Linked DNA regions of Homo sapiens: region 1 is linked to region 2. Evidence: chromatin loops called from intact Hi-C (ENCODE). Cell type or tissue: GM12878. All regions are shown on one strand. Links, peaks and the distances in the headings refer to the core of each region. The heading gives the core; the rest is flanking DNA. Region 1 overlaps LOC107987026 (a long non-coding RNA gene). Region 2 holds the start of IFNE (interferon epsilon).

What was found. Peaks named below come from ENCODE experiments on the same cell type or tissue, not always from the same donor. Only the 100,000 strongest peaks of a DNase experiment are listed, where the experiment ranks them.
Region 1: a loop joins it to region 2, with 2.2 times the contacts of the local background. A loop is called at or near these places in 6 of 110 quality-filtered maps.

Annotation. Positions count from the first base shown.
Region 1 is chr9:21,700,179-21,716,617 of GRCh38, forward strand. LOC107987026 (a long non-coding RNA gene) reads right to left here. Exons shown (of 3, transcript XR_001746563.3): 2 at 2,739-2,959. Among named protein-coding and RNA genes, the nearest start is that of MTAP, 94 kb to the right of the region's middle. In GM12878, for the core only: a CTCF peak has its summit at 9,482 (motif pointing right); DNase peaks (open chromatin) are centred at 9,473 and 11,526.
Region 2 is chr9:21,471,574-21,488,012 of GRCh38, forward strand. IFNE (interferon epsilon) reads right to left here and starts at 10,740. Exons shown (of 1, transcript NM_176891.5): 1 at 9,266-10,740. The coding sequence starts at 10,121. The coding sequence ends at 9,495. It overlaps MIR31HG (MIR31 host gene), which reads right to left. Exons shown (of 3, transcript NR_152879.1): 2 at 5,596-5,719. RefSeq lists an enhancer at 15,707-16,296. In GM12878, for the core only: no CTCF peak of the experiment used is centred there; a DNase peak (open chromatin) is centred at 10,225.

The DNA.
Region 1 (16,439 bases), core at 4,640-12,639, 230 kb after region 2:
AAATACCACAGACTGGATGGCTTAAACAGCAATTTATTTTCTCACAGTTCTGAAGACCGAGAAGTTCAAAATCATGGTGCTGGCCGATTCAGTTTCTGGTAAGGGCTGTCTTCCTGGCTTGCTGAGGCTGCCTTCTCACTGTATCCCCACATGGTAGAAAGAGAGAGCTCTGGTGTCTCTTCCTTTTCTTGCAAGGGCACCAGTTCTACTGAATTATGGCCCCATGCTTGCAGCCTCATTTAACTTTTATCACTACCTTATAGGCCCTAGCTCCAAATACTATACTATCACACTGGGAGCTGGGCTTCAACATATAAATTTGGGGAGGATACAAACATTTAGTCCATAACAACAATTATTTTAATTTATTAAATTAGGTAGCTCTTCTACTAATTTGCCTAGCTATTGGCCTGTTTAAGTTGTTCTCAAATAGATTATATAACTTTTAAGAACATACCAATGCCTAGGGCCCACTTTGAGAAATTTCGATTTAACTGATTTGAGATCAAGCCTGGACATTAGCATTTTTGTTCTTGCTGCTGTTGTCTTTGTTATTGATGAGCTGCTCATTTGGAAAAAAAAGTGACTTTATGTACTTTATTCAGTCATCTATATCCGAAATGTATCTGAGTTACCCAATGCATATATTTTAATTGAGGCAAAATTTATACACAATGAAATCTAAAGATTAATATAATTAAATGAATTTTGATAAATATATAGACCCATATGAATATTATCCAAACAAGATACAGAATATTTCTATCACCACAGAAATCTCTATAATTTCCTCCTCCAAGAAACCCCCTTCCTTCTGAGCAATCATATTTCTGATTTTTCTCACCATAAATTAATTTTTACCTATTCTTGAAATCATATAAGTGGCACTATGCAGTATGTACTCTTTTGTGTCTAGTTTCATTTTGATAATTTAGATTCATCTATATTGTTGCATTCTTATTTGTTCTCTTTAATTGCTATCTAGTACTTTATTGTATGAATATATCATTATTTGTATATCCATTATCTGCATTGTTTCCAGTTTGCAGCCATTATGAATAAGTTAGTATAAACTTTTTTGCGCATGTTGTTTTATGGGCACACTTACTTGTTTTTCTTGGGTAAATACCATGGAGTGGAACTGCTAGACTATAGGGCAGATGAAGGTTTAAAAGAAACTGCCAAATACTTTTCCAAAACATCTGTGTCATTTTACACTTTCAGCAGTAATGTATGAAAGATCCAGTTGCTCCATGTTGTTTTGTTCACTGTCATGGTGGCTCTTTAATTTTCACCATTTTAGCTGGTATGAAATGGTATCACTGTGGCTTTCATTTGGATTTATCTTTTCATGTGCTTATTGGTCATGCATGCATCCTCTATTTTATAATATTCAAGTCTTTTGCCTATTCTTTTAAAATTAGGGTTTTTATCTTTTTATTATTCATTCAAAACAGTTTTATATGCTCTGGATAAAAATCCTTTGCATTTCAAACGTTTTTTCCCAGTCTGGCCTTTACTTTTCATTTTCTTAATGTATCAGCTTTTAGAAAAACTTGCCAGATGCAGTCAGAGAACTATTACTTTCTGCCACATTTCAGGCCCATATTTCTCTTCTTTTCTCCAGTCCTTCTAGATAAGAATTAACATTGTTTGACAAATTTGTTTCATACATGCTCACTCATTTAATAAGTTGACAATTGTGTTGAATTTGGGTCACTTTCTATTTGACCCTTTTGTCTCAATTTTGGTACAAGCTAGAGCTGAAACTTGAGTAAAGCATGGCATATTCTGGATGGTATACTAGATTACAGTCCAGTTGGATGTTAAATGAATCCAAATGTTATCACTTCTTATTTTAATAAATTGCTTTCAATAAAAAATTCCCCAAAATCTAGAGTCAATCTTTTCCCTCAAATGATCTCACATTTAACCACTACGCAGTGGATCACACAATAAACACCATTTGGATTCTACTGTAAATTGTCTTCTAGGTATATTATTACACAATCATAATGTCTTCTAGGTATATTGTTATACTTTATAACAAATAAATTTGTTTTAAAATACTTCATTTGGCTATTTTTGACAGAAAAATTTCATCAGAAATTTTTTGTGACTTTATGATAACTGAAAATTGCAGAATACATAATTTTTTTACATGTTAGCATGATAGCATGTTAAATTAAATGAGGCCATCGGTTTCAAATAATGAAATCACATTAAATTTAATGGAAGCCAACAGTTGTGTCCATACTTATGACAGAATGATTGTGGAAACGTTATTACTTTCATTCAAATATTCAGGACATCCTCAATTCTTCCTTCTCCCTCAAACTCCTGAGGCTACTAGCTACCAGGTTATGCCAATGATCCCTTCAGGATTTCCCTCTAATTTTGTCCCCAGTGTCCTATTCCCTCTGCCATTTATTTCATTGCTCCCGATCATTTCTCACCGTGGCTCTTGCAAAAACCATCTAACTTGTCATCCACACACCAGGCAGTCCCCTTTACTGTCTGAAACACTGCCAGAATGATCTTCCTAAAAAAAAAAAAAAAAAAAACCAACCAAACAAAAAAAAAAAACCCTGCTCAAGTTGCCCCCTTAGTAGGTTCCAAAGGCTCCCTCATATCACTAAGACTCCAAAATTCCTCAGCATGGCAACCAAGCCCTGTTATAGATTAGCCCTCTAAATTTCTTGGCACCACATTCATCTCCTGCATATCATACCACATACCTTTCACTCCAGGCACACCAAGTTGTCACTTTTCCTTCCGTACTTTTACACAAGTTTGTACCGCTTTCCGACATCCACTTGCCTTCATTACACCTGCAGTAAGCTTAGCTCCTTCCAAATGCAGAACAAAGACCACCTCCTTGCTTAAGAATTCTCCACTTCTTGCTCCTCAGGTGTCATAACAAGAAGATTATGTGTAAAAGCACAATGCAGACTGATTTCTACAAAAAAAAGTGAGACATTAAAGATTTAAAAAATTGATAGGATTACAAGGTAATAGTTAAGAGTTTGGAATCATAGCTGAGTTTTAGATCCAATTTCTTAGACATAGCTGTGTTATTTCAGGAAAGTTACTCATGTTTATTGCCTCAGTCTCCTCATTTGTGAAGTAAAAGTATTTCCACCATAAAAGATACGTGTGAGGATTTTTTAAAATCACGTATACAGAAGAGTTTAGCACAGTACCTAGAATATAATAAATATTCTACAAACGATAGCCATTGTCATTCTTATTGCTATTGATCGATTAAATGGTTGCATGTGGAATGAAAGAAAAGTATCTAAAGGTTAGGTATTGTAGAGAGAGAAAATAACTTTTCTGATTAGCTTTGGGAAAAATAGAAGGGGATAGGTATTAATTCATGAGAATGTGGATTACAAATTAAAATCTCTACTCCATTTTTGCAAATACGTAGTTTGTAGAACAAGAAATCAACATGTATAAGAAAACCAGAGAACCTAGAAATATCTATTACTATAAAATTGCACAAAATAACCATAAAAGTGCAGTATTGTTCGTAAAACAGCACCAATCTAAAATTCTGTATGTAGACAAACAAAATTATTTGTAATTATTGTACTAGTTTCATTCTAGGTCATGAGACAAATGATTTACCTTTTTAAAAAATATTATGTTTAGAGTGCTACTAACAACCAATGTTGTATCCAAAGAGTCTTCAGTGTTCTGGGGTGAAGAGGATAAAACAGAAATTACCCACTGCAATATTTAAATTGCTTGGTCTTGTGGCTTGTATTAAAAAATAATGCAAATTTTTTTCATCAATACATTGGTATGTGTTTGAATATAAAAATATTTTTATTTAACATGTAATAAACATTGCTAATCTACGAAGATGGGCTATGTTCCTCACTTATCCCAGGAACGCTGTTAAAAATCTTTGATTTGGGATAAATCAACATTTTTAGCTCCAGATAAAAACAATGATAAAATAGTTTATTAAAATTTTCCACTTCTTTCAATGATCTTAAGTTCATACTCATAAAAATATTATAAGGTCATCACACAAGATAACTGTTCAATTTGATTTTTTTAATCAGTCAAAATTGCTTTCATGTATTAGATATAAAAATATTCAATATAAAACATAACTTAGTGGTTAGCTTATAGTTTTCAGTTTTGAGTCAGTTTTGGTCTAAGAAATAATAGTAATAACAATAATGAATATTTCCTTATAAGCATAAATGTAATTTTTAAAAATTTCCTGTGAATAATACTTGATTAATTTCATTTCCCTGCATATGCAAGTTCCACGGAGCCATGAATATGCCCATATTACTCTAGATAGAAATGAGTCTAATGGCTTTGTCTAAAACAATAGACTAACAATAAACAATTATATGTAATATAGATAAATTAGTCTTTGCTTTACAGAGGAATCTGCTATAGCATTTCCAATATGTTCTCCTACTAATGATTCTTAACCTTTTTGAAATTATAAATCCCTTTGCGATCTAATTAAAAGCTCTGAAATTTTCTTTCCAGAAAATAACACTTATATTTGCACATAAACCACATTTTGAGTATAGTCTTATGAACTCCTGGAGTATGAAGTTTGCTCCATGAATCCCAAGTCAAGAAGCACTTCCCTAGTGTATTTAGAATTTAGTTTAACTGTCTTTGAAATCCAATTTCCAAATCACTTTTTAGGGGCACAAATAGTATAAAATGGCCAGCTCCATCAGAGAAATGCAAATCAAAACCACAATGAGATACCATCTCACACCAGGTAGAATGGCAATCATTAAAAAATGTCAGGAAACAACAGGTGCTGGAGAGGATGTGGAGAAATAGGAACACTTTTACACTGTTGGTGGGACTGTAAACTAGTTCAACCATTGTGGAAGTCAGTGTGGCGATTCCTCAGGGATCTAGAACTAGAAATACCATTTGACCCAGCCATCCCATTACTGGGTATATACCCAAAGGACTATAAATCATGCTGCTGTAAAGACACATGCACACGTATGTTTATTGCGGCATTATTCACAATAGCAAAGACTTGGAACCAACCCAAATGTCCAACAATGATAGACTGGATTAAGAAAATGTGGCACATATACACCATGGAATACTATGCAGCCATAAAAAATGATGAGTTCATGTCCTTTGTAGGGACATGGATGAAATTGGAAATCATCATTCTCAGTAAACTATCGCAAGGACAAAAAAACAAACACCGCATGTTCTCACTCATAGGTGGGAATTGAACAATGAGAACACATGGACACAGGAAGGGGAACATCACACTCTGGGGACTTTTGTGGGGTGGGGGGAGGGGGGAAGGATAGCATTGGGAGATATACCTAATGCTAGATGACGAGTTAGTGGGTGCAGCGCACCAGCATGGCACATGTATACATATGTAACAAACCTGTACATTGTGTACATGTACCCTAAAACTTAAAGTATAATAATAAAAAAAAGAATTCATTAAATAAAAAAAAAGAGAAAAAATAAAAAGTAAAAAAATAAAATAAAATAAAATGGCCGGCTATCTCTAACAAAAATACAGATTCTTTTGGAAGTTAAGAGACCTCTTGGTGCCTAACACAAGCTTTATAATAGGCTTCGTAGATGCTGGAGACTCAGTGAAGCCTGTGTATCCGGTTGGCTTCAGCAGGACTGCCTGCTGCTGGGGTTGCCTTGGAAAGTCATCCTCAGCTCACCCCAACTTCTGCCCTTCCTTTACCTGGGATAACATTTCGCCTAAATAACAACCAAGTGAGAAATATCTTTTGTTTGCACTCTTTTCCTTTTTATTCACACTGCGAAAATCTTTAGCAGGTATGATTTGATGAATGCTTCTCTCTATGATATTTTTGCTTTCTGAATCTGTAACTTAGTGATAGCCTTGTGTTACATGTCAAAAGCATTATTTATGCATTTATTTAACAAATACTTACTGAGCTCCTACTTTATCCCTAGCACAGTGCTATAATGGGGGGTTCCAGTGAGTAAAATCAGAGTCCCTACCCTCATGGGGCAGACAGTCTATTGAGAGAGATACACAGTAATCAAAAAGAATATCACAAATAATTACAAGAATCATAGTGCTACAGAGGAGAGTTACATGGAGCTATGAAAGGATATAATTGCCCTGTCGGACAAGTCAGGAGGTCAAAAAAGGAATTGAATATGCTGAAATTTGAAGAAAGAGTTAACCAGGTGGAATGGAAAGGAGTAGAAAAGCATTCCTATACAAAAGCCTGTGTCCTGACTAGCTTTTGCCTTACTCTGTGCTCAGATATTTGCGTCTTGCTAGAATAGCCTGTACAAAGGCCCTATGCCTAGAGAGCGAACTAGTTACAGGTACAGCTGTAGTTCATATAATTTTTGCTACTATGTACTTTTTCAATCACAGACTTAGGACCTCAAGGTGCCCCTTAGACTGGAATTGCTCCTCTCCTTCTGTGTCTAGATGTGGAGGAATATGTTTAGCTGGAAGGAAGAGCAGTGGATCTCAGCATGAGAAGAGCTGCCCACCAGAAGCTGTGTGCTTCTGGACAAACCACACAATTACTAACTTCTCAGGTCTTGTTTTCATTGGGAGAATCCGTACAGGAACATTTTAGCAAATAGCTTTTTGAGGTAGTTGTAAAGAGACTTACAAAGTATAGTGGATATAGGTGGTGGTGATAATGTCTGTGGTGGAGGTGGTATTTCTCTTTTAAATCAGCTTTTCTAAAACTGAGTCCTGCTCAATGTTCGGCATAAAATAATTAAATGGCAACCACAGGCTTCTGTTGTTGAGAGGGGCTAGACATGGCGAGGAGGTTTTTAACTTTAAGGCAAGGTATATGAGTCTGTACAAGAAAGCAGCCATGTGTTGGCTTTCAAATACAACACAAAGCCAGTGTGTGTGTTGAAGGAGAGGAGTGGTCTTTAAAAGTCTCCTCCTTCACAATATGCACAGGAGGGTACTGGTCTACAGAGAAAAGGCGGCCTCCAAAGACAACATAGTTTACAGCACAGAAAGTTCAGGTAAGAGCGCTAGGTGGGAATTTGTAAAACATTTCAAAAGGAAGCAAAATTTTTGGAGGTGTCAAGTAAGGAACAATGAAGATGTTATACTTTGTGCAAGTTTAATATTTTAGCCAAGATTTCAGCAAGAAAAATGTCTGAGCACGGACCAAATAAAGTAAGGAGAAAGCAAGTCAGGACACAAAGAGGATCCTTGCTGGACCAGCATAGCATCTTTTCCCCAGAGGCAAGGAGTGGCATCATCCTAGCTTCTTTTTTTTTTTTCTTTTTTTCTTTTTTTTTTTTTTTTTGAGACAGTCTCACTCTGTTGCCCAGGCTGGAATGCAGTGGCACGATCTCCACTAACTGCAACCTCCGCCTCCTGGGTTCAAGTGATTCTCCTGCCTCAGCCTCCCAAGTAGCTGGGATTTTGGGGCACACCACCACACCCAATTAATTTTTGTATTTTTCGTAGAGATGGGGTTTCACCATGTTGGCCAGGCTAGTCTCGAACTCCTGACCTCAGCTGATCTACCCACCTTGGCATCCCAAAGTGCTGAGATTACAGATGTGAGCCACCGCATCTGGCCCTAGCATCATCTTTAGAGGCGAGGAGTGGAGTGTCACCTCAGCAGCCAGCTTATGCTCTTCTTAGTGTGCAGAACGCATACAAAGAGTAAACATTACCCTGACCTCATCTGAGAATAGATGGAGGTTCAGATATTCTCAGCAAGTCCTTTTTTGCCTTTATGAATTCTCGTGTAAAAGAAATTTTTACAAAGAGATACTTCCACTTGGTAAATCCTTCCTGATTATTATCCAAGACTTTGGTGTGGAGATTAAACATAATCAGCTAAGGAACCACCCTAACCGAATTCTGCCTTGATTTCTATTTGGTCACCTATGTCTTAACTTATATTACTTCTTGTTAAATTTTAATGTTCCCAAACAAACTTCTGAAGTCAATTATCTATTTACAGCCAATGAGAGTGGGAACATTTTGACAGAGCCAGCTACTTCCAATATTTATTGATACATTGCTTCCTACCTGGGACCCAGTATTACTTACCTCACTCACAGATGTGGTTAACATGTACATAGCCTACTGGTCTATGTTACACTGTTTCACGTTCCAGCTGAACAATACTCCCCTTTAAGAAGCATCAGAGAACCCAAATTACTGCATGATACCTGACTCAACTTGTTCCTCTATTGTAGCATAAGATTAAAGCATTTTTTCATCGACTTCTCCCCTAACCCCCAGTCCTTCTTAATCCTCTATCTGGCTGATTCATAACAGCTGTTAAATAACTAGACATTTAGGTAAAGGCAAACTGAAGCTATAAATCAATGTGTGTGATTTAATAACCAACTCTTTCTGGCGCAGCTTGCTCATACTGTCTTGGTTTGCTTTTTTTTATGCTGACTTAAGCTGCAGCATCTGTATGAAGGGGTTTAGCACAATTGTAAATACTAATCTCCAGGCTGCCAATGTCATTACGGAAGTAGATACAAGTAAATGAAACTCACAGTACATTTCTATAGACACTGTGGGTGATTTTGAAGACATATGTATCTTCCAAGCTGTTACAATCTTCCTGAATGTGAGTATTTCTTAGGACTGTCTTCGTTGTAAACTACAGAAACCAGCATCAGCTAGTTTAAGCAGAATAGGGGAATTAGAAGGATACAGAATGTCCTAAATGTCTTACAGAATCCAGCTGCAGGGATGCAGTGGGGCCTCAGGAAGGGGCTGACACCAGAGCCTAGAAAGCCATCGAGATTTTCTCACCATTTTACCTCTCTTCCTCTCAGTCCATCTGTTCATTCCTCTTGCTGTCTATCAACTGGTTTCTTCCACGTGGCAGGCATTGGCTGGTTGTTCAGCAAATTCCTTTTTTTTCTTCTGGGGATGTAACTAGACCACATGGGCCATTAGATGTAACCACGTAGCTCACTTCTGGCTTCCACTTCAAATTCTGACCTATAAGCTCCCATGAAATTCTGTACTTTCTATCTCTCCTAATCTACCGGCAGAATGATGAAAACTAAAGCCTTGGAGGAGGTTAGGAGCCACAGGATAAAAGGAGCTTGGTCCCTGAATAACTGCATGCCCCCTGCCCTATCATCAACACCTCCCTCCTCCACCATGGACTTGATGTTACTGAGAAGTAAAGTGCTATCTGTTAAGTTCTACCTATTCCGTTAAGCTATTAAGATTTGAAGATTTATCTTCTATTGCAGTTAGTATCACTCTAAATCTTCTTTCCTTGTGTGGAAAATACGGAGCCTGTGGCTTCAGAGCTTATGCTTTACAAATACAGCCTTCTACCAACAAGAAAAAAAAAAAAGCCTTCTCTCAATTGGTCTCAATTCCAAATTTTCAAAAATCAGAGTCGGATTGAACCAGTGGGTCAACTCCTACCCTTGATACACTCAACTTTGATAAGGGAGGTTAAGTCGTCATGCACAAAGTGGCCACTAGAGGGTACACTATGTGAACATGAGTTTTAAAACCAAGACTGAGCCTTGAGTTCTTGTTTTGGCTCTGCGGCTAACTTGTTGAGTAGTCTTAATGATTGCACTTAACCACTTTAGGCATCAGTCTCCTCATATCAAAATGAGAAATTTAGATGAAGTCCTTTCCAAAATGTTTTTCTACTTTACTATTATATAATCCATAAGATTTCATACTATGCTCAGAAAACGACCCTTACACAACAAAATCAGAGTTTCCCAGAATTTTTTTTGCAGTTTAGCACAGCAATGCTCAAAGTATCACAGCACTTTTTGTGATTTCCCAAATAACTTGCTTAGTGTCCTAAGATCATAGGAATGAATAAGGTTACCATTCTAAAAGTTAATCGTGTGTTCTTTGTGAAGTACACTAATGGCTTCTTCTGCTGAACTTTCTTAAGAATTTCATAATTTTGGGATTATATAATCCTAGATTATACTATACATAATTATATACTATGCATTGATTAAGAGCACAGATTCCAGAGCTGGATTGCCTGGGTAGATCTTAAGTCTACCTTCTACTAACTGTGGGATAATATTTACTTTAGAGAGTTATTGTGGGGATTTTTTTTAAATCATACATATATGGCTCTAGCACCTAAGTGTTCAATAAATGTTTGCTTAAAAGAAGAATTTCATTTATTCTATTGTAGTTGTTTAAGTATCTGTCTACACCAATAAACTTTGAGCCCCTAAAAGCCAGATACCCAGTTTTACTGAATTTCTTGTCATTCAGACTCTAGCCTAGAGTTTAAGCACATATCTACTTAATAAATAACTTTAAATGAGTAAATGAATAAATTAATGGTATTCTCATGGAGCATTGAGTTTGCCTTACAAAAATACAAAATAATCTGTATTTTTCTCATTTTAAGTTCCTTCAATTAGTTACTTTTTTTTACAGATATTTCTTCGTAGGCCGGAGGAGCATTCCTTTATGAACAGCCTTAAGGTATGGCCATTCTTCTACTGCAAGATTGATAGCATGAGGCTACAGATTAGCATTACTTGGGGAGCTGAGGAGCTCTTTAAATATTCTGATGCCTGGGTCCCACCCAGATCTAATAAGTTAGAATCTTAGTGGTGGGGGTAGGGCGTATGCCTCAGGATATTTTTAATGCTCCCCTGGGCAGCAGTCAGGCTTGAGAACCTCTATTCTGGCTTATCTGTTTATTTTGCTGTGATATATTAAGTGTATGTTTCTTTCATTATTGTAACTTAGATTTTTTTACCCTTTCACTTGCTCATCACAGCCCATTAGGCATTGTATTACTCAGAGTTCTCCAGAGAAGCAGAACCAACAGGATGTGTGTGCTTGCGTGTGTGGGGGGGGGATATCTATGTGTGTGTGTTCATGTGTGTGTAGGCATGTGTGTGTCTGAACCAACAGGATCTGTACCACATCCTGTTAGTACACATATCTTCATACATATAAGAAGAAAGACTTACTTTAAGGAATTGGCTCACACAGTTGTGGAGGCTTGGTAAATCCAAAATCTGCAAGGGTAGACCAACAGGCTGGAGATCCAGGGAAGAGTTGCAGTTTGAGTGCAAAGGCAGGCTGCTGGCAGAGTTCCCTTTTATTCTGAGGAGTTCAGTCTTTTTCTACTAAGGCCCTAACCTGATTGAATGAGTTTCACCCACATAATGAACGGTAATTTGCTTTACTCAAATTCTACTAATTTAAATGTAAATATCATCTAAAAAACCATTACAGAAAAATCTAGAATAATGTTTGATAAAATACCTGGGTGCTGTGTGACCTAGCCAACTTGACACATACACACACATCACAAGCACTTGGGACCTCAATTTTTGCCATTTCCTCTGCTTAAAAATGTTTTCCAGTAGCTCCATGTATGCTTCAACAGGGTTTGCTTTATGATAATCTCCTTCCTGTGGTGGGGATTATGACTGCTCTCCTAACAGAAGCAGGAGAGACAAACCTGACGTGGGAGGGTTAAAAGTCTGACTCAAAGGCGCACTGTCACAATAGCCTGGGGAAGGTTCTGCATGGCTGCCTTTGTCTGCAAGAGTGCTCTTGTTTCACACTCATCTCCCTGTGAATGTCTCTTAGAAGACTCAGCTACTAAGTCAAATGAATGTACACATTCATCTCTTCTTATGGGAATTACATCCAGGAAATCTTGATTAAAACCAGATCAAAACTGCCAATGTAACCAAGAGATTCTCCTCTGAATGTAGACACAATAACTGTCAACACACAATTGTACTTTTCAAAAATGATGATTCCAAAATTTGAATCTAATCAGAGTTCCAAATAAAAAGTTTACATGGTGTTTTCCTTGCTTGAATGAATGAAAATCTATTTTAGAATCCAAATACTTGTACAAACCTTACCTATGATTCCAAAATTGAAATTATTTTGGAAAAGTATAATTGTTAAGCAATAGTTTTTAATCTAGATTGAGCAGTCAGAATGTCAGAGGATCTGTAGCCCCAGAATTATTGGAAATGTGCTCAATTCACTTGGCCCCAAGCATTTAAAAATAGGCTTTGTATAAGAAGTCTGTAAAACAAATTTCGTGGCCAACATACTTTCATAACAAAAGCTCAAACTAGAATAGTGTTTAGACTGAATTGAGGTTTTAAAATAGTCAAAAATTTTTGGTTAATCTCTCTTGAATCTGTTAGATAATCTTTATAATTTTCAAATTGAGGTACATGATCTCTGATTAAACTGAATGCTATATAGATTGATTAATTCTATGAAATTCTGACATCTTTGAATAATAACTTCTGGCTTATGTATTCGTATGTTAAACTATGCATCATTTTTATAATTGAGCTAAATTACCAGTAACATATGACTAACAATCCCACTTATTAAAAGGATAATTGCTAGCTTCAAAATTAATACTACTATCCCAATCTAGGGACCAAGTGCTGCTAATGTTACAGTGGCATAGAATGCCTCCCCTAAACTAAAAGGATCACACTTTCTGCTGACTGACTAAAAATTTACTTTAAAAATTGAGTCATAACCCTTTTTAACAAAATAAAACGTTTGTAGGGCATATCTTTAGCTCAAAGTAAACTAAAATTAGGCACAATTTCAAAACTGTCATCAGATTTTTTAGGGTGGGGAGCAAGTTGGTAGATTAGGAAACTACTGACTCCCCTTAAGAGTATTGGAAACTACCTGGCTGGAAATATAAAACTACTTACATCAGGTTTTCTCATACTGCCTTAGAGTTGTAGAAGATTTACATGGTGGAGGAGTATAGCATAAGTTCTCAAGCAATGTGTCAAGATCACTTGCAAGGTACATGACAAATCGTTAATATGACAAGAGTGAAAAATATTAAGCTATAAGATTTGTAAAACTGTTTCCTCTCTCCCCCTCTGCCCCTACTTCTAAAGAGAAAGGCTTCTTGCTTCCTGAATCAGTACTTTGAATCCCTGCCCGTTTGTTTTACAGAATGCAGGTAAAGAGGAGACTTAAAAATTACTAGAAGGAAGACAAGCAAAACTGATCTACAGTCTAAAGAGCTAAGCCAGAAAGCAGAAGGGAGAGGGATAAAAATTTAATTAGAGTGGGCTTGTGAGAGTTGTTGAGGGAAATATGAAAAGAGAGATAGTTGGAGGCATCTGGGGATATTTTGGAAAAACTAAAATAGAGATGAGGAACAAGGATTTATTTTAATGATATTTCCTGTGCATTATGAATGCAGGGTCTTTTTAGCATTTCAAGATAAATGAACTAAAGAATAAATTGCTTCCCAATCATTTTGAATCCCAGACTGATGTTTCTCTGAATGTGATTCTTTGCAGAGAAAGAACCACTGAGAGGCTAAGCTTTAATTAGGTTAGATCACTAACAATAAAAATTTACATATTTTTAATAAATCAGAGTAACCTTACTTTTATTCAGTTGCACTCTGCTATGTTTCCATAAGTAGGAAGAAAAAGGTAAAATTAAAGCTCTCTTGCCAGAAATGACACAGCCCATAATGGCAGCTGGTATTCATGTATTGTTATTAATTGTGGCAGTTTCAATCTATTGGTTACAAAACAAACTATTAGAAGTAAGAGAAGCAAAGGGGGGAGGGGGGAGGGATAGCATTGGGAGAGATACCTAATGCTAGATGACGAGTTAGTGGGTGCGGCGCACCAGCATGTCACATGTATACATATGTAACTAACCTGCACATTGTGCACATGTACCCTAAAACTTAAAGTATAATAATAAAAAAAAATGTAATCTGCTTTGTTAGTCTGTTCTATCATTGATATAAAGAAATAGTTGAGCCAGACTTGGTGGCTCATGCCTATAATCCCAGCACTTTGGGAGGCCAAAGTGGGTGGATCATTTGAGGCCAGGAGTTCAAGCCTAGCCTGGGCAACATGGCAAAACCCTATCTCTGCTAAAAATACAAAAATTAGCCGGGTGTGGTGGTGCATGCCTGTAATCCCAGCTACTAGGGAAGCTGAGGCATGAGAATCGCTTGAACCCAGGAAGTAGAGGTTGCAGTGAGCCAAGATCATGCCATTGCACTCCAGCCTGGGTGACAGAACGAGACTCCATCTCCAAAAATCTAACTAAAAACCTTGAGACTGGATAATTTATAAAGAAAGGCAGTTTAATTGGTTCACAGTTCTGCAGGTTCCACAGGAAGCATGATGGCATCTGCTTGCTTCTGGGAGGCCTCAGGAAACCTACGATCATGAAGAAAGGCAAAGGTGGAGTAGGCACTTCACATGGCCAAAACATGAGCAAGAAAGTGAGGGGGAAGTACCACATATTTTTAAACAATCAGGTCTCATGAAAATTCACTCATGTGAGACCTGGTTGTTTTAACGTGAGGACAGTATCAAAGGGATCGTACTAAACCATTCACCAGAACTCCACCCCCTTGATTCAATCATCTCCTACCAGGCTTCATCTCCAACATTGGGGATTATATTTCAATAGAGATTTTGGTGGGGACATGCATCCAAACTATATCATTCTGCCCCTGATACCTCCCAAACCTCATGTCCTTCTCACATTTCAAAATACAATCATGCCTCCCCAATAATCCCCCAAAGTCTTAACTCATTCCAGCATTTACTCAAAAGCCCAAAGTCTGAAGTCTGATCTGAGACAAGGCAATTCCTTTCCACCTGTGAGCCTGTAAAATATAAAACAAGTTAATTACTTCCAAGATACAGTGGGGGTACGAGCATTGGGTAAACATTCCAACTCCAAAAGGAAGACATTGGCCAAAAGAAAGGGGCTATAGGCCCTAGCAAGTCTGAAACCCAGAAGGGAAGTCATTAAATCTTAAACTCCAAAATAATCTCCTTTTACTTCATGTTCCACATCCAGGGCACACTTCTGCAAGGGGTGGGCTCTCAAAGCATTGGGCAGCTCTGCCTCTGTAGCATTACATGATTCAGTCCCCACAACTGCTCTCATGGGCTTGTGTTAAGTGCCTGGAACTTTTCCAGGCACAGAGTGCAAGCTCTTGGTGGATCTACTATTCTGGGGTTTGGAGGACAGTGGCCCTCTTCTCACAGCTCTGCTAGGCTGTGCCCTAGTGCGGACTCTGGGAAGGGGCTCTAACCTCACCTTTCCCCACTGCACTGCCTTAACAGAGTTTCTCCATACGGGTTCCATCCCTGCAGCAGGCTTCGGCCTAGACACCGTGGCTTTTCCATACATTTTCTGAAATCTAGGTGGAGGCTCCCAAGCCTCAACTCTTGCATTCTGCACAGTTGTAGGCTTAACACCACGTGGAAGCTGCCAAGAATTATAGCTTGCACTTTCTGAAACAGCAGCTTGAGCTGTATCTGAGCCCCTTTGAACCATGACTGGAACAGGAACAGCAGAAATGCAGGGAGCAGTGTCCCAACACTGTGCAGGGCAGTGGGGCCCTGGGATTGGCCCATGAAGCCATTCTTCCCTCTTAAGCCTCTGGGCCTGTGATGCAATGAACTGTTTCTTAGATCTCTGAAATGCCTTTGAGATATTTTTCTCATTATCTTATCTATCAGCACTTGCCTTATTTTCAGTTATGCAAATCTCTCTAGCAAGTGGTTCCTCCACAGCCTGCTTGAATTCCTCTCCCAAAAGAAAATGTTTTTTTCTCTGTAACATGTTTAGGCTGAAAATTTTTCAAACTTTTATGCTGTTTCCCTTTAAAATGTAAGTTTCAACTTGAGGTCATTTCTTTTCTCCTGCACATAGGAATAGATTGTTAGAAACAGCCGTGTCACTTCTTGAACACTTTATCGCTTAGAAATTTCTCCTGCCAGATACCCTAGGTCATCACTCTCAAATTAAAACTTCCACGTATCCCTAGGGCATGGACACAAGCCAGACAAGCTCTTTCCTAAGGCATAACATGCATGACCTTTGCACCAGTTCCCAATAAGTTTCTCATTTCCATCTGAGACCTGGTCAGCCTGGCCTTCACTGTCCATATCATTATCAGCATTTTGATCACAACCATTTAACCAGTCTCTAAGAAGTTGCAAACTTTCTCTCATCTTCCTGTCTTCTTCTGAGCCCTCCAAACTATTCCAGCCTCTACCCATTACCCAGTTCCAAAGTCACTTCCACACTTTCGGGTATCTTTATAGCAATGTTCTACTCCTTAGTACCAATTTTCTGTATTAGGCCATTTTTTTTTTCGCTATAAAGAAATATCTGAGATTAGTAATTTATAAGAAAAGAGGTTTAATTGGTTTATGGTTCTGCAGGCTATACAGGAAGCATGGTAGCACATGCTTCTTGGGAGGCCACAGGAAGCTTTTACTCATGGCAGAAAGCAAAGTGGGAGCAAGCACTTCACATGGCAAAAGCAGGAGCAAGAGAGCAAGGAGAGAGTACTGCCCTCACAATGGTTAGTGAGTTCTCACAAGATCTGTTCATTTAAAAGTGTAAGGCACTGCCCCCCTTGCTCTCTTGCTTC
Region 2 (16,439 bases), core at 5,404-13,403:
TCCCTACAAGTAGGAAATCTTTTCTGACTCTGTACCAAAGGACCTTTTCTCAATATCTTTCTTCTATAAGGTACATTCAAGCAGTTTTTTCCTTCATTTTAATTTAATCCAAGAGTGTGACTTCCTACTGAATAGAGATTTGTGGAGACCTTGCTGTTGTAACTTATTCAGCAATTGCTGGATCAGCTAAAGATAAGTTTAGAGCAAGCTGTTGGGTTAAAGGAGGCTTTCTTAGTGCAAACTTTTGCTTTAAAGAGAAAATAAGTCAATATCACGAGGTGCAAAAACATAGCTCCAAGATCTAGAATGGTGCTAGAGAAAAAAATAAGAATGTGCTTTACTCATCCATAAACGACTATGAAAAAACCATATAGTAAAGAGGACATCAATTTCCAGGAATTGGAATTTTAATTATTTCTAAAGCTCTATCACTGTGTTTATTCTTTAAAAGAGAAACATATTAAAATTCTCATATTTACTTATTAGAAAATATGATTTTTATCCAATATTCTATCTGTTTCACCTTCACTTTTTAATAGTGGCCAGTGAAGTGGTCCCTCCACGTCGTCCCCTGGTGATACCAAAGGCAGGTGTTGTCTTCCAGTACCAACCACAGTAGAAACTAAGCTATGATAAATCTCCCTTGCTTCATGAAAATAGAAATGCTGGATACAATCCGAGTCAACTTAAATGGATAGTTAAGAATTTAAAAAAGAGAAAACGAGATATTTAGTTTCCAGAAATTAAAAGAGAATTTTAAAATTTCATTTCTACCCTCTGTTTCCTCATCAATGTAATCACTCTTATTCCTTAACTTGCGTTTTCACTCAGCACCATTCAACATACTATGAACAAGTTTGGATGTAAATGAATATTCTTTACCTAATTAGACTGATTGACTGTATGGTATTCTGTAATACAAAGGGACCATTGCTGACTTAACCAATCCTCTATAATAGCATATTAATTTCACTACAACTGTCTTTTGTATAAATAAGGCTTCAATAAATAAATTTGTATATATGTTTGAGCTGGCATATGGACAGTGTTTTTGTAATATAAATACCTAGGGCTGCATTTTCTGGGTCTGGTGGTTTAATAATTTTGGTAGATTTTACTAAATTAACTATAAGTGTTTTTAAATTTTATACTTCTACTGTATCTACTCTTACCCCAACCATCACCAAGTAATCTTTTTGTTGTTCATCAGATCTTTCATTTATTTGAAATGAGAGGCATATTATTTGGCATATTATCCACTCACAGCTATTTAGGCTTCTTGTAAACTGCCTCTATATTTCTTACTCATATCTCTATCAGGTTCTTAAAATATTTGAACTTTTTATTTAAAATATTAATACTCACATATTTTAAGGGTTTTTTTTCCATGTGATTTGAATTTTCTTTATGGCCCTTTGCTGGATAGATTATTTTTTCCATTTAATGTGTTAAAATGTATTTCTTTTTTCCATTGTGGCCATAGTTTTCGTATTACTCAGAAAGAGCTTTCCTGTCTGAAGATTTAAAAATGTTTTACATACACATATTTCTAGTATTTAATAGATTTGCATTTGTTTCCTACATTTTGGTATACTAGGTATAATGTTTTCTACTTATTGAGCATGCCAGGCATTGTTCTGAAGTGTTTATAATTCAATTCATCCTCGTAACCATCCAATGATTTGGGCTGTTTTTATTATACTCAAGAGCTGAATGACCTGAGGCATAGAGAAGCAGAATAACATGCTCACTTCTCAGGAGGGAGGCTTCTTTTTGTTTCCTATCTCTAATTCCTCTAGGTGTCCATCTACTGGTGAGGCCCAGTAAGAAATTTCTCCATCCAGGTTTCATCTCAACTAGCATGAGATCTCTGTGTCACAAAAGGCTTGAATATCTGCTGGTGCTATTCGCAGGGGACACAGTAGCATGATCTTTTGTCGGCAGGTAGCTATCTTCCATCAGCCCCTAAGGAAATCTGGATTCTTTCCTGTCTTCTAGTCATGACAGAGGCAAGATTCTCATACAGGCACTTGAAGATCTCATTCTTGTCCAGATTGTAACCTTGAGCCCAGTCAAGGGAGCAAGTGGGACTGGAGCAGATTTAATACTCCAGTAGGGGTATATCTATTTCTTCAAAAACATGATTTTATTGGATATAGGTTTCACAGCTCATTGGCTGTATATCCAGGATCTGATGACATCATATGAATTGTCTAGACATATTTATATAATGGATTATATTTTACATTTTTTCCCACGTACTGAACATCCTTAGCTTGAGCCTAAACTGTGCTGTCCTTGGACTTAGACCTGTCTGGACTTGCATCATGGTCTTAGAGTGGGTTTGTTGTTTATCCTAAAAAGGAACCCATTCTAAGGAAGAAAAGAGTTATATCCACACCTGGTCCAGTCACAATAACTCTGCTTAGCAGTAGAAGGCCAACTTTGACAAAGCCATGGGTGTAACACTAAGGTTACCCCTTGGCTCAACCTTCATAGCTATTTACCTGAGTGTTGAGCACGAGAAGGTCATTTAGTGTTTTTTATTTTTTTTGTTTGATTTTTAATATGTCAGGCATTATTAGTAGCAGAAGACAGTACATGGCAATCTAAAAGAGATGATTTAGGGAAAAAAAATCTTTTATCTCAAACTTTGCACTCTACTCTGTGTGTGTGTGTGTGTGTGTGTTCAACATCACATGTTGTGTTTTGTTTTTTCAGCCACCTTCTCCCACCCTCCCCAACATACATGCCCTGAAACCCTAAGCCCTATGGCTCCCACTGCCCAGTAACCCACCTTCCCTCCCTCCCCACCACACCGTACGTGTTTTTTGTTTGTTTGGTTTTGTTTTATTTTGTTTATGTTCAACCCCTCAGACAGTCCCAAGTGCTCCAAGGAAACTTTGTGCTAGAAATTACAGCATGAACCTACTAGTGAAGTCTCTAAAATCCCTTCTTGATGAGACTCTTAATCTTGTGTCTTCAATTACAATTCCTGCAGACTGCTGCAACATAAATGCTGAAATGTACAGAATCCTCTCTTTGCCTCTCTAATTTGAACCCATAATAAGAACCCACTTAGCCAGAGGCATTTCAGGTACATTTTTATTATTTTAGTTATTTCTGCTCCTGATCTCTATCCCATCCACAGAGTGTATTATCTTTCTTTTCCCCCTCTACTAGGCACAAATGGGTCCTTCAAAGTATGTCTCCTCAAATCCCACCATTGAGTCTGGAAATATGCTTATTTCTTTCCAATTTCATCTAGCCTCTTTCTCGGATACTCATTCCTCCGTCTAAAGTAATGAGAGTGGATTAGGAACTATTACTTTTTTAAAAAGATCTGATACACTGAATAATACACCAGCTAAGAATTCAATTCTCAGTGCTTTCAAAATAAATTCACTTTGATCCCAAATGTTTTCATACAGATTGGTAACTGCATTGTTCATCTTAGAGTTAATTACTTAGAGTAATTAAATTTTCTCCAAGGATCTATATTTTATTTTGTGTAAGGCTTATATTGAAACATAACTTGGAATAAATTTCACTAAAACAATGTATGCTTACCTCTCTTATGTAGACTAAAGTTACATGATTTATTAGTCAACGGAATCCTGTCCTTTGTTCTATTTAAACCTCACTTCATCCTTTCCAAGAGATAAACATCTCTACCTAAATTGACTGAACAGCTTTTCACACCTCTAAGAAACTGGATTCTTTTTGCATTGAAGGCAAAATTCATAGGACTGTTATTGTGTTATGGTCCCTTCCTGCATACTTACTACGTAACCCTAGCTACTTACCTCTAAACACTTACTACATGCTGGCTATCTTCTGCCTACTCATAATGCTTCATGTATAAAATCCAAAGAAATGAAGAAAATTGCCACCAAATCTTTATTAATAGCTAGTGGCCACCTATTTTGGACAACAAATGAGTGGCCTTTTGACTAGAATAATGGGAAGAGTGTTATATTTTATAAAATTGTAAAATTGAGCCATTTATGCCATTGGCATGTACTGTTCTAATATTTTCATAATTTAAGTTTTTTTAAAAAGCTGAGCAAAAAACAGATCCTTTTAGAACTGCTCAAGATGGTGCTAATGGTTTCTGTATTACCTGGCAGTTGAAGATATAACCAACCATCAACCCCGGCTGACTGGGAGGAAAGACACATCATAAGAGTGGGGTCGGCCCGGCACGGTGGCTCACACCTGTAATCTCAGCACTTTGGGAGGCTAAGGTGTGTGGATCACCTGAGGTCAGGAGTTCACGACCATCCTGGCTAACATGGTGAAACCCTGTCTCTACTAAAAATACAAAAATTAGCTGGGAGTGGTGACAGGCACCTGTAATCCCAGCTACACTGGAGGCTGACGCAGGAAATTCGCTTGAACCCAGGAGGCGGAGGTTGCAGTAAGCCATGATCATGCCATTGCACTCCAGCCTGGGCAACAAGAGTGAAACTCCGTCTCAAAAAAAAAAAAAAAAAAAAAAAAAAAAAAGTTCAGGAAAGCATTGTCTAAGATGATCAGAACCATTAGTTAGAAGAGAGGCTCCCATCTGGACTTCTGCCCTACACATTATGTTCTTATTTTATTGTGCCCTTGCTATATAAGTGTAAAACCCACCATTTCACTGGAAAAAGATAAATACTTCATTTTTCACTCTAAGAAGTAGCATATCTAAATGGTCCATCCAGGAATAATGGAGAGTCTCAAAAACAAACATCAGAACTTAACTTCTTAGCACACCACACAAACAAGAAAGGCTTCATTTCTAGACAGTCTCCTCATATGTCTAATTGGCCATGACAATATGGTACTGGTATCTCCCTTCTTTCCTTTAATGCTATATTTTAAAAAGTCTGCATTCATTCAATATTTAGAGTGTCCCTGTTAAATGTTGAATAATGTGCTAAAGAGTTAAGAAGCCATGTCCTTACTACAAAGTAGGTAATACTCTAGTTGGAAGAAAGAGAAGTAACCCATTACAGTACAATGAGGTCAGTGACATGGTAAGATTTGTGCTATGGGCAAGTAGCAAATAGGTTCAGACAAATCAGACTATAAAGGCTCTCCGTGAAGGGAAAAATTTTAAGTGAATCATGAATAACAGAAATGTTATTAACACATATAAGGGAAAGAATATGTAGCTAGCAAAAGAAACAGCTTATGAGCTTAGGTTTTCTGTGGCCCTAAATTGAAGCTCAGACAACAAATTCTGAGATGAGGATTCTTATGCAAGTTTATTGGAGAGAGCTATGGAATCACATTTGTGAGAAGAAAAGGCAGGACGATTAGGCAAAGGGGAAAGCTAACCTGCAGTGTAGTCACAAAATGGCCTTAGCCAATAACAGGAGGCTGGGAGGGTGGTCTGAAACTGGGAAGACTCTTCACAGGTGGAGTAAGGGGACTTCACACCCCCACGTAGACCAGTCATTGAATACAAGCAGACCCTAGGGAGGAGTAGAAAACTTGGGCTAAATGACTTTAGCCAAAGGCAATTCCACAAATGGCCCCCAACTCTATTTACCAAACATTTATACTTCTCTATAGAGGAGATCACTGGATAAGTTTGCCATTTTTCACCTTGGAATGAATCCTCTGTCCTCCAGAGTTTGGTTTTGTGTCCACAACACATTCTTTGTCCAATCAGCATTGCTATCGTGGAAGTTTTGATTTCACTCAACCACACGGTATGAGGACCAGAAACCTTAGAGAAAACAAAACAAAACAAAACTTGCTTTAGTCCATTTTCCTTAAAAGGCAGATATTGTCATGGGGTGCACCTAGGATATGACAGTTGCTACATACAGCTTCTTTAATAAGGAAAATGTCTGATTTGCTGCTGTGAAAAGGCAGTGATAGAAAAAAAATATATCTTCATCAACTAACTCCTATCTAGGGTGCTAACTTTTCTCCAGATGTCATAAGAAATATGAGATCAGTAGCCTTAAAAAAACTATGCCTTCATCTCTTAAAAACTTACCAAGGCTATCAAGAAGTAGGGGTACGGCTTACTACGTGTAGTCACAAGACCAGCAGCAACAGCATCATGTGAGAACTGTTAGAAATGGAATTACTCAGGCCATACCACAGACCTATTGAATCAGAAACAGTGGGATGGGACCATGCAATCAGGGTTTTAACAAATCCTCCAGGTGATTCTGATTCATGTTAGAGGTGGGACTTAACTTACAGCAGGTGCCCTTTACAAGAGTTGTTTTTAATTTTTAAAGTAGAGATGGGATCTCACCATGTTGCTTAGGCTGATCTCACACTCCTGGGCTCAAGCAATCTGCCTGCCTTGGCCTCCCGAAGTGCTGGGATTACAGGCATGAGCTACTGCACCCAGCCTGTTCTTTTTTTAAATTTCAAAAATATAATAATTTTTTTTTCCTGGTTCTAAAAGGAATCCTTATTCATGGGAGAAATATTTAATCCAAAAAGTTTAAGTGAATGTAAATTCTATCCCAAAGACAGTAGTACTATGAACATTTTCATGCATTTCTTTTCATATACTTTTCATGAATGTTTTATTTGTAGAAAATATGATGATGCTGTTATTATTTTGTAACCTGCTTTTGGATTTAATGATTTGTTTAGCTCAATACATATAGATGTAACAAAAATATAACTCAGCCTGCAAATACAAATGAACCTACCCATACTCCAAGCCTTTCCATGTGCTACTAAGCCAGGAGTCCAATCTTTTAATACGTCTCTCCTTCCCAATATTCCCAAGTTTAGAACTCTGGTTTTGGAGTTTTAAAAGGGCACACATATTTAGAAGTAACAATTTTTTATTTTGTGCTAGGCATTGAGGTGGTTATACAACAGGATATCAACTTAATAAACCTAAATGTTTGGGAAAACATTAGTATATAAAGTATTAGTTTAAACTTCTAAATATGAGTATTATTTTCTAAACGTTTCCATTTGACAGTTCCTCCATTCTGTTCTCAGTTCTTAAGGAAGCAATGTCAAGAGAAAGGAAAATATCTTTTCTTTAATTCAAGACTTCAGAGACCATTGTAAACTTGAATAAAGAAAGCTAGGAGAAAATTATTATTATTGTTATTATTATTTTGCAGTGATATTTCACAATGCTATTCAGGTTTGAGTTGTCAACAACACAGTGCAGGCTTTTGAGTCAGGCTGACTTGGGATAAGATCTTTGCTCTGGTATCTGCAAGCTCTGTGGCTTGCTACATTACTTTGAGCATGTTATTTCACCTTTACAGTCTTGTTCTCACTTGAGAAAAAAATAATTACAGAAGGCACTTGGTAAGGTCAATTTGAAAATTGGATAATGTGTTAAATGAAGGATTTGGTTCCAAAAACTTCCTGGTTTAAAGAACAACAAAAAATTTTCTAGACCATGAGAAGAAAAGTAACTTATATTTGCAGTTCCTTGTGGTATTTCTCCTTCCTCCACTTCACTACCTTTGTGTGAATTTGAAGGTAAACAGATCAACCCCTGGCTGCAATGTGAAGTCAGCAAAGACTTGCTTCTGATTGACAGCCTCTGCTTCCTTACCCTTCTTCACTATTGCAGGTGACTGTCTCACTTTCAGGATCCTATTCGGTTCCTACTCTTCCCTTTCAAACCAAGTCTAAAGTAGCAGCCATTACTCATTTGCATTAATTAAACTGAACTGGAGTATGCTTCGTTCCTAAGTTTTTACATTTACTACTAACTTTTACCTCCAATTATGCAATGCATCTGACGTAGAACATGACACATGGTAGTAGAACTAGCATCAGAGTTTTGGGCTGTGGCTCTGCTCCCTTACAGTGGACGAAAGTGGGATAGCCACCAAGCCTCAACTTTAGTTTCTCTGCCCCCACGTTGTTCCGTGGTGACTTCTGAGAGTTCCTGGCTAGAAGAGCTGGAATCCCTCCATCACTGGCATCTCCCAGGAGCAGGAACCCTCTCCCTTGGCACGGGTGTGCTTCTCTCCAGCCCTCCTCCAAGCAGACATCCCAACCAGGGGCAGGCTAATTCAGTCTCCTGTTCCTTTTGACCTTCACCAGCCAGACTCCCTCATGCATATTTCTGATAACTGTGACTCGTTAGATACATTTTAAATTATTATCTTAATATGTAATATTCACACAATTTAATATAAAAATTTTTAGAGGAGCTATAAAATCTCTCCCACCCTAATCTCCTTCTTCAGTCTTCCTTCTTCTCCTAAATACAGGTAATCATTGTAATTTATTTCTTATTCTTTATTTATACACAGTAAGGACAAACGTAAGTTTTATTTAACATTTTCACCCCAAATGTAGCATTTTATGTACACTGCTCTGTATCTTGCCTATTTTCAACTTTTTAAAAAGAAATACCGTCTCATTTGTTTCTCCAGCTGAATAGTGTTCCTTTATATGAATATGCCTCAACTGTCTCTAATTAGGAAAATCGAGATGGTTTCTTGACTTTTGGTATTACTAATAGTGCTGCAGAGAATAATATTGTTTGTAAGTTATTTCACACGTGGGCAAGTTTTTGTTGTTGTGGTTGTTGTTGTTTTGTTTTGTTTTGAGATAGAGTCTCACTCTGTTGCCCAGGCTGGAGTGCAGTGGCATGATCTCGGCTCACTGCAACCTCCACCTCCCAGGTTCAGGTGATTCTCTTGCCTCAGCCTTCCGAGTAGCTGGGACTACAGGTGCCCGCCACCATGCCCGGCTAATTTTTGTATTTTTAGTAGAGACAGGGTTTCACCATATTGGCCAGGCTGGTCTCGAACTCCTGACCTTGTGATCCACCCTCCTCAGCCTCCCAAAGTGCTAGGATTACAGGCCTGAGCCACCACGCCCAGCTGTGGGCAAGTATTTTTATAGGACACATTTCCAGGCCTAGAATTTATAGATGAAAGGCTACATGCATCTGTAATAGATATCACCTAATTGCCTCCATAGTGGTTGTACTATAAATGGCATGCATGCTATTTAATTTGTATTTCTATTATCATGAGTGAGATTGAACCTCTTTTAATGTAGTTTTTTTTCTCTGCAAACTGTTCATGTCCTTTCACCATATTTCTATTGTGTCTCCTGTAATGTAAATATTCACTGTGTAATAATATTTTCAAATCTTAAAATGCAAATTATTCCCAATATTTCTCATTGTCTCTAGCAATTTCTGGCAAATAAGCAAATCATTGCAATGGAGTTCTATGTTAAGGAAAGTATTTTTACATTAGTGGCATATTTTATTGTATCTACCCAGCCAGCCTGTATGAAAATACACCCATTTGAAGAATCAACCATATTAATGAATTTATTTTGACATACAAACAATTTAAAATGGATAGAATATATAAAGCCACATTACAAAATAAAAACAATTGTGGTCAATATGCACAATCTTAAAACACAGATAAATATATATATACACAAAATCAAAGCAATGTGATTGTACTATAAATTGTATTACCACTCTATGAAGAATCATGTCTGGAGAAGTCCTCTAGTCCCTCCACCTACCTCGGGCTTCTAAACTCTGTAGTAAGCTCTTGCTTCATGTCGTTCAAGGGTCTTCCTTGTTTGCTCAGTTTTTCTGTGAGACTGAACACAAAGAACAGACATCGGCTGATTTCTACTTGGACAATGGCCCAGGCACAGGTGCTGTAGTCCTGGTTTTCCAGGTAATCATGGATCCTTCGGAAGTACATTTTAACTTGTAATCTAAGGTTATCACTACCCAAAGTACCACTTAGCTTCTCTGCTTCCAGTCCCATGAGTGCTTCTAGGTATTCTAGCTGTTGATGAAGTTGAATGAGGAATTTCTCCGTGTGGTTTTCCTCCCAACCATCCAGAGAAATATTTGCCCTGAAGAGGCTGAAGATCTGCTGAAGCATCTCATGGAGAATGGCCAGAGTGTGTCCTTTTTGGTACTGCTGAGGACTCAAAGACTTCTGAGGAAGCAGAAAGTTTTTCCTGTGTGGTAGACACTGCTGAATTGACAAGGTTTGCAACTTATTCAAGAGTTTTAAACTTTCTTGATTCACTTGTCTTTGCTGGAAGATAATCAGTTTCAAATCTAGAGAGAAGATAGTGGTAGAGGCCAGCAGCACCAACACAGTTCCAAAGAAGTGCTTGATAATCATGGTGAAGGTCAAATATGCTACTTATCCCTGCATAGACTTAGGGAAATTCCAGCTCTAGTGAATGTTTGCCTTTCATGCATCTCAGATTATTTTGGAGAGTGTTCTCTTTTGTTGCTTTCGTTTTCTAATGTCATTTCTCCAAGTTTACACATTAGATTTTCAGGTTCCCTTTTCATGGTGTTCAGAGTACATTTTCTCCATTTCCCTATTGTGTTGGCTATTTTGAGGAAGTACCAAAATAACTTATTCATTGTATGCTTTCCTTGAGGCAATTACAGACTAGTCATCCAACATAATCTTTTATTATTCTATTCATTATATACAAAGTTTCACTGAACACAATGTGCTTTCTAAATATTTAGTCAAGCTTATTAAAGTTCTTTTATTGAGATTACGTTTTTTTCAGTAATAGTCTTTCATGGAGTAAAACTTACCAAAGGCTTATCAGCACCTATAAAGAATTCAGGGGCAAAACTTAAAATACCTACAAACTACTAAATTTAAAACCTCAATTAGAACTGTAAATTGTCACAAATGCTTGAGCAAATAATTAATTTTAAAACATATATCAGCAATCTTAAATTATTTTATATCTTATCCTATCAGTTTAATATCTAAGATTCTAGCCTATAGAAGCAATGCAAAAAAATTAGCAAAAGAAGAGTGTTATAATATTATTGCAAAGCAGAATATTAGAAACAACCTATAGGTTCAACGACAGGTGAATGATTACATATATGTTGGTACAGCCATATAATTAAATGATATATATCCATTATAGATGACAAAATTATATGTGAAGAGAGATTGGGGGCATTTGGTTAGCGTATATTCCCTAGAATAGTGATAGCTCTGGTAAACTAATGTGAACATCTCTACATTAACAATGTCCTTTGAATTACAAATACCCAGTTCCATATTCTAAGTTCCTCTTGAATAAGCCCCCAATATACCTTTCCAATCTTATCCCACTGTTGCTCTAAATATAGTGTGAAGGAATCTGAACTCCAGATAAAGTAAGTGATTTAGTATTCCCTTAATACAGCTAGCACTTGTGTGTGTGTGTGTTTATTGATGATGCTTTCTCTGAAACATCAACTGTTGCCTCCTTTACCTCAAGAACCTTTCTGTGCAAGGACTAAAGACTACTTGTCCTTTAAGGCCCAGATCTCCCCCAAGGAGCCATAATCTTCTGGATCCCCACAACACTTTGTACCTACCTTATTTAAGACACCTTTCTTGTTCTGTCTTATACTTGACTATGTACTTACATGATTAAAAGTCTCTTCAGAGTGTGAAATAAACACTGATTACTGATTTCTTTGCTGTCTATACAACTATAGTAGTTGCTTAATAAATATGTGTTGACTTGGAATAAATTAATATGTTCTACACAAAGTAATACAAGATGTTGAGTCTTATCTTTAATCATTTCTCTGCAGGCAGCTGGGTGAATCCCTAAATGTCAAAAACAGGCACTCTGTAAACATGTATGGTCTCATTATATACCAGCTCAGCTGTATGTTTGGTCACTTAGTCTAGTATTAATAAGTTGAAATAAACTCAGTCAGCATGCTCCACAGAGGGTCTTTTCCCTCCCTATCTGAGAGAGAGAGAGAGAGAGAGAGAGAGAGAGAAAGAGAAAGAGAGAGAAAAGACATATGATAATATATAATATACGAAAGGAATAACACTTGTTTCATAACATTATGCTCAATCTATCTGGAAAGTAGAATTTTGACTAGTCTCAAAAAATCTTTAAATATTTAATGCTGAGCTTCGGGAAAACAATATAAAAATAAATTAAGAATATCAGAAGTTACTCCATCTAATAACAACGAGCTCTGATCTATAAGGCTTTCTCATCATTTTCATTCAATTGACAAAAATGATCTAAATGTTGTTTAATTTCCAAATGATCAGGGATTTTCCAGATGCCTTTCTGTTACTGATTTCATATTTGAATCTGTTGTGGTTAAAGAATGTAGTTTAAATTTATTGAGACTTATTTTATGGCTTAGAATATGGTTTATCTTGGTGACAGTTCCTTGTGAACTTGAAATAATAATGTTCTACTTTTGTTGGTTGGACTGTTTTATAAATGTCAAATAGGTTAAGCTGATTGAAAGTGTTTGAAATTTTCTGTATCCTTTCTGATGGTCTATTTGTTCTATCAACTATCAAGACAGAAGAGCTGAAATCCCTAGTATAATTTTAGATTTGCCTATCTCCCATTTCAGTTCTATCAGTTTTTGCCTTATATATTTTAGAACTTTAGTATTAGGTGCATCATATTTAGGATTATTATGTCGTCTTGATGAATTGACCCCTTTATTTTAAAATGTTCCTCTGTATCCTTTGCATTATTCCTTACTCCTAAATCAACTTTCTCTGATAATCATTTCTGTTTTTTTAATTAGTGTTAGCATAATATGTCTTTTATTGCATCTTTTAATTTAACTTATTCATGTTATTATATTAAAGTGAGTTTCTTGTACAGAGCGTATAGTTGGACCTTGTATTTTATTCTGTCTGACAATCTTTGCTTTATTAGAGTGTTTAGGTCATTAAATTTAATGTAATTGTCAGTATGGCTCAGTTTATATCTACCACTTTATTGTTTGTTTTCTAACTGCCCATATGTTCTTTTTCTCACTTTTAAGCTTTTCCTTCCTTCTTTTGGATTGAATTTTTGTTGTTGTTTTCTATTGCCCATTTTATCTCCATTATTGGCTTGTTAGTAATACCACTTTGTTTTACTTTTTGTTTTCATAGCAGTTTCTCTAGGATTAAAAATATACATCTTTATTTAACATATTACAGTTTACCTTCAAATAATATTACAATCCACTTAAGGTACAGTGTAGGGATATTATAACAGTATCCTTATATTTCCTCTCTCTCATTCTTTACACTACTTTCACTAATATTTCTTATATTACACGTCCCCTGGAAATAAACTCTCTTGGCTTTTGTCTGTCTGAAAAAGTATTGTGTCTTCTTTTTGAAATATATTTTTGCTGGGTATAGAATTCTAAGTTGATATATTTTTTCTTTAAGAACTGTAAAGATGTTGCTCTACTCTATTCTGGCTTGCATAATTTCTGAAGAGAAGACTGTGGTCATTCTTAATTTTATTCCTCTGTGCATAATGTTTCTTCTTTTTCTCTGGCAGCTTTTAAGATTTACTATCACTATTTTCTAGAAATTTGATAATAATGTGCTTTGGTGTGATTTTCTTCTTGTCTCTTTTACAAGGTTTTTTTTGAGCTTTGTGAATCCATGATTTTATCATTTTCATCAAATTTGAAAAAGTTTCAGACTTTATTTCTTTTAACATTTTTCTATTACCATTCCCTCCTTCCTAATCTCTTCTGGGACTACATCTCTAGATGTGTTTGACTGTTTAATATTATCACACAGTTCCCTGAAGCTTTGCTCATTTACTTTTTAGTCTTTTCCTCTGTCTTATTTCTAATAGTTTCTAAGTCTGCCTTCAAGCTTATTGGTATTTCCTTTGGTAGTATCTTATCTACAGTTAATCCCATCCAGTATATTTATCACTTCAGATATTATACTTTCATTTGTAGAAGTTGAATTTGTTTCTTTTTCATATCTACATTTCTTTCCTCATCACATTCATCTTTTCCTCTACATTCTTGAGCATATGGAGTACATTTATAGTAGGTGTTTAATCTCCTTTTCTGATAATTCTATCATTTGTGTCATTTCTGAGTCTGGTCTTGTCAATTATATTTCTACTCTTTATGGGTCCTATTTTCCTATGTCTTTTGCATGTTTGGTAACTTTTGAGTGGATTCTGAGCATTGTAAATTTTACTTTAATGGGAGTTGGATTTGTTAAGTCCTTTACGTACAGTTGAACTTTGTTTTAGGGTATAGTTGAGTTACTTGGAATTGGATTCCTCTGACATTGGCTTTGTTAGCATGAGTGAAGCAGACTTTATAATTTAGGGCAATGCCTTTGTAACCAAGAATATAGTCTTTTGAGGACTCTACTTAATGCTCTCTGAATTTGGAGATTTTTGCCCTCTGGCTGCTGGAAACATGAAATATCCCCAGCCCTGTGTTAGCACTGGGGACAGCCTGTACTGCCTGCTCCTTTCTGGGTGTTCTTTTCCTAATCGGGTAACTCCTTTACGCACATACACAAACCACACATTAGCTAAAGACTCCTGAAGACATTTTTACAGATCTTCGTAGCTCTCATTCATTCTTCCCCAATTTCCCTCTGTGCAGCAATATCTTCTCCAATATTTTTCTGCCTCCCTGAACTCCAAACTATGACATATCAACTCATTGAGAACACTGGTCTGTTGGAGTTTCCTCCTCTTTGTGCTGCAGCCTGCCAATTTTCTATCCAGCATTAAGCTGGAGCAATTGTAGGGCTTACTGTATTTCTTTCCTTTCTCTCAAGGATCATTATCTTACGCTGTCTGTTATCCAATGTCTAAAAACTATTTTTCGTATATTTTACTCAGTATTCTAGTTGTTCAAAGTGAGATGATAAATCTAGTTGTCCCTCATGACTAGAAGTGGAGGTTCTCTCATTATAAATAATCTAAAGTGGGAGTTGGCAAACTATAGCCTATGGACCAAATCTGTCCTACCACCTCCTGCTTCTTCTTTTTTTTTTTTTTTTTTTTTTTTTTTGAGATGGAGTTTTGCTTTGTCGCCCAGGCTGGCGTGCAGTGGCTTGATCTCGGCTAACCGCAAGCTCCGCCTCCCAGGTTCACGCCATTCTCCTGCCTCAGCCTCCCAAGTAGCTGGGACTACAGGCGCCCACCACCACACCCAGCTAATTTTTTTATATTTTTAGTAGAGATGGGGTTTCACTGTTTTAGCCAGGATGGTCTCGATCTCCTGACCTCGTGATCTGCCCGCCTTGGCCTCCCAAAGTGCTGGAATTACAGGCGTGAGCCACTGCATCTGGCCTACCACCTACTTTTGTAAATAAAGTTTTACTAGAACACAATGATGCTCATTTGTTATGGCACTTTCATGCTACAATAGCAAGGCTGAATAGTTGTGATAGGAACTATATGGTCTACAAAACCTGAAATATTTACTCTCTGGTCTTTTACAGAAAGGTTTGCTGAACCCTGATCTAAAAGATTAAAAACAAAATATAATTGTATTCAAAGTCTAGAAATTTTGAAAATGTTTTCACAAAAAATGTAATCTAAAGTAAATGTTAAAAATATTACATATTTTATATTTTCAAAAAACATGAAATATTTTATACAATGTTATCTATCAAAATTAAAAGACAACATGTGTGGTATAATTAATATCAAATTTAAACTGACAGTATTTAAATAAAGCATATACTTAACCTTTTAATTAAAAACGTATTAAGCATTAAAAATGTTTATAAAAGTAAAATTACATGCAATTCTATCTTACAAGGTTCATATGGATAACAATGTAAAAAAAAATGTATCACACTTCCAGCATATGTCTAGACCAACATAAATTAAGATTTAAGAGTAAAATAAATTGATTAATATTGAGAAATATTTTCCAGCCTCCATGTACAACTATTGCCAATGCCCATCATAATTTATGAGTCCCTCCTGAATCACTAATTGTTTTTTTTTTTTTTTTTTTTTTTTGAGCAACATGGCTCTTTATTTCACCTGGGTGCAGGCGGGCTGAGTCCGAAAAGAGTCAGGGAAGGGAGATAAGGGTGGGGCCGTTTTATAGGATTTGGGTAGGTAAAGGAAAATTACACTCAAAGGGGGTTTGTTCTCTGGTGGGCAGGAGTGGGGGTTCGCAAGGTGCTCAGTGGGGGTGCTTTTCGAGCCAGGATGAGCCAGGAAAAGGACTTTCACAAGGTAATGTCATCACTTAAGGCAAGGACTGGCCATTTACACTTCTTTTGTGGTGGAATGTCATCAGTTAAGGTGGGGCAGGGCATGTTCACTTCTTTTGTGATTCTTCAGTTACTTCAGGCCATCTGGGCGTATACGTGCAAGTCACAGGGGATGCAATGGCTTGGCTTGGGCTCAGAGGCCTGACATTCCTGCCTTCTTATATTAATAAGAAAAATAAAACAAAATAGTGAAGTGTTGGGGCGGCAAAAATTTCTGGCGGGTGATATGGACAGAGAATGGGCGATGTTTCTCAGGGCTGCTTCAAGCGGGATTGGGGCGGCGTGGGAACCTAGAGTGGGAGAGATTAAGCTGAAGGGAGGTCTTGTGGTAAGGGGTGATATTGTGGGGATGTTAGAAGAAACATCTGTCATATAGAATGATTGGTTGGCCTGGATACGGTCTTGGATGAAGTGACAAACTAA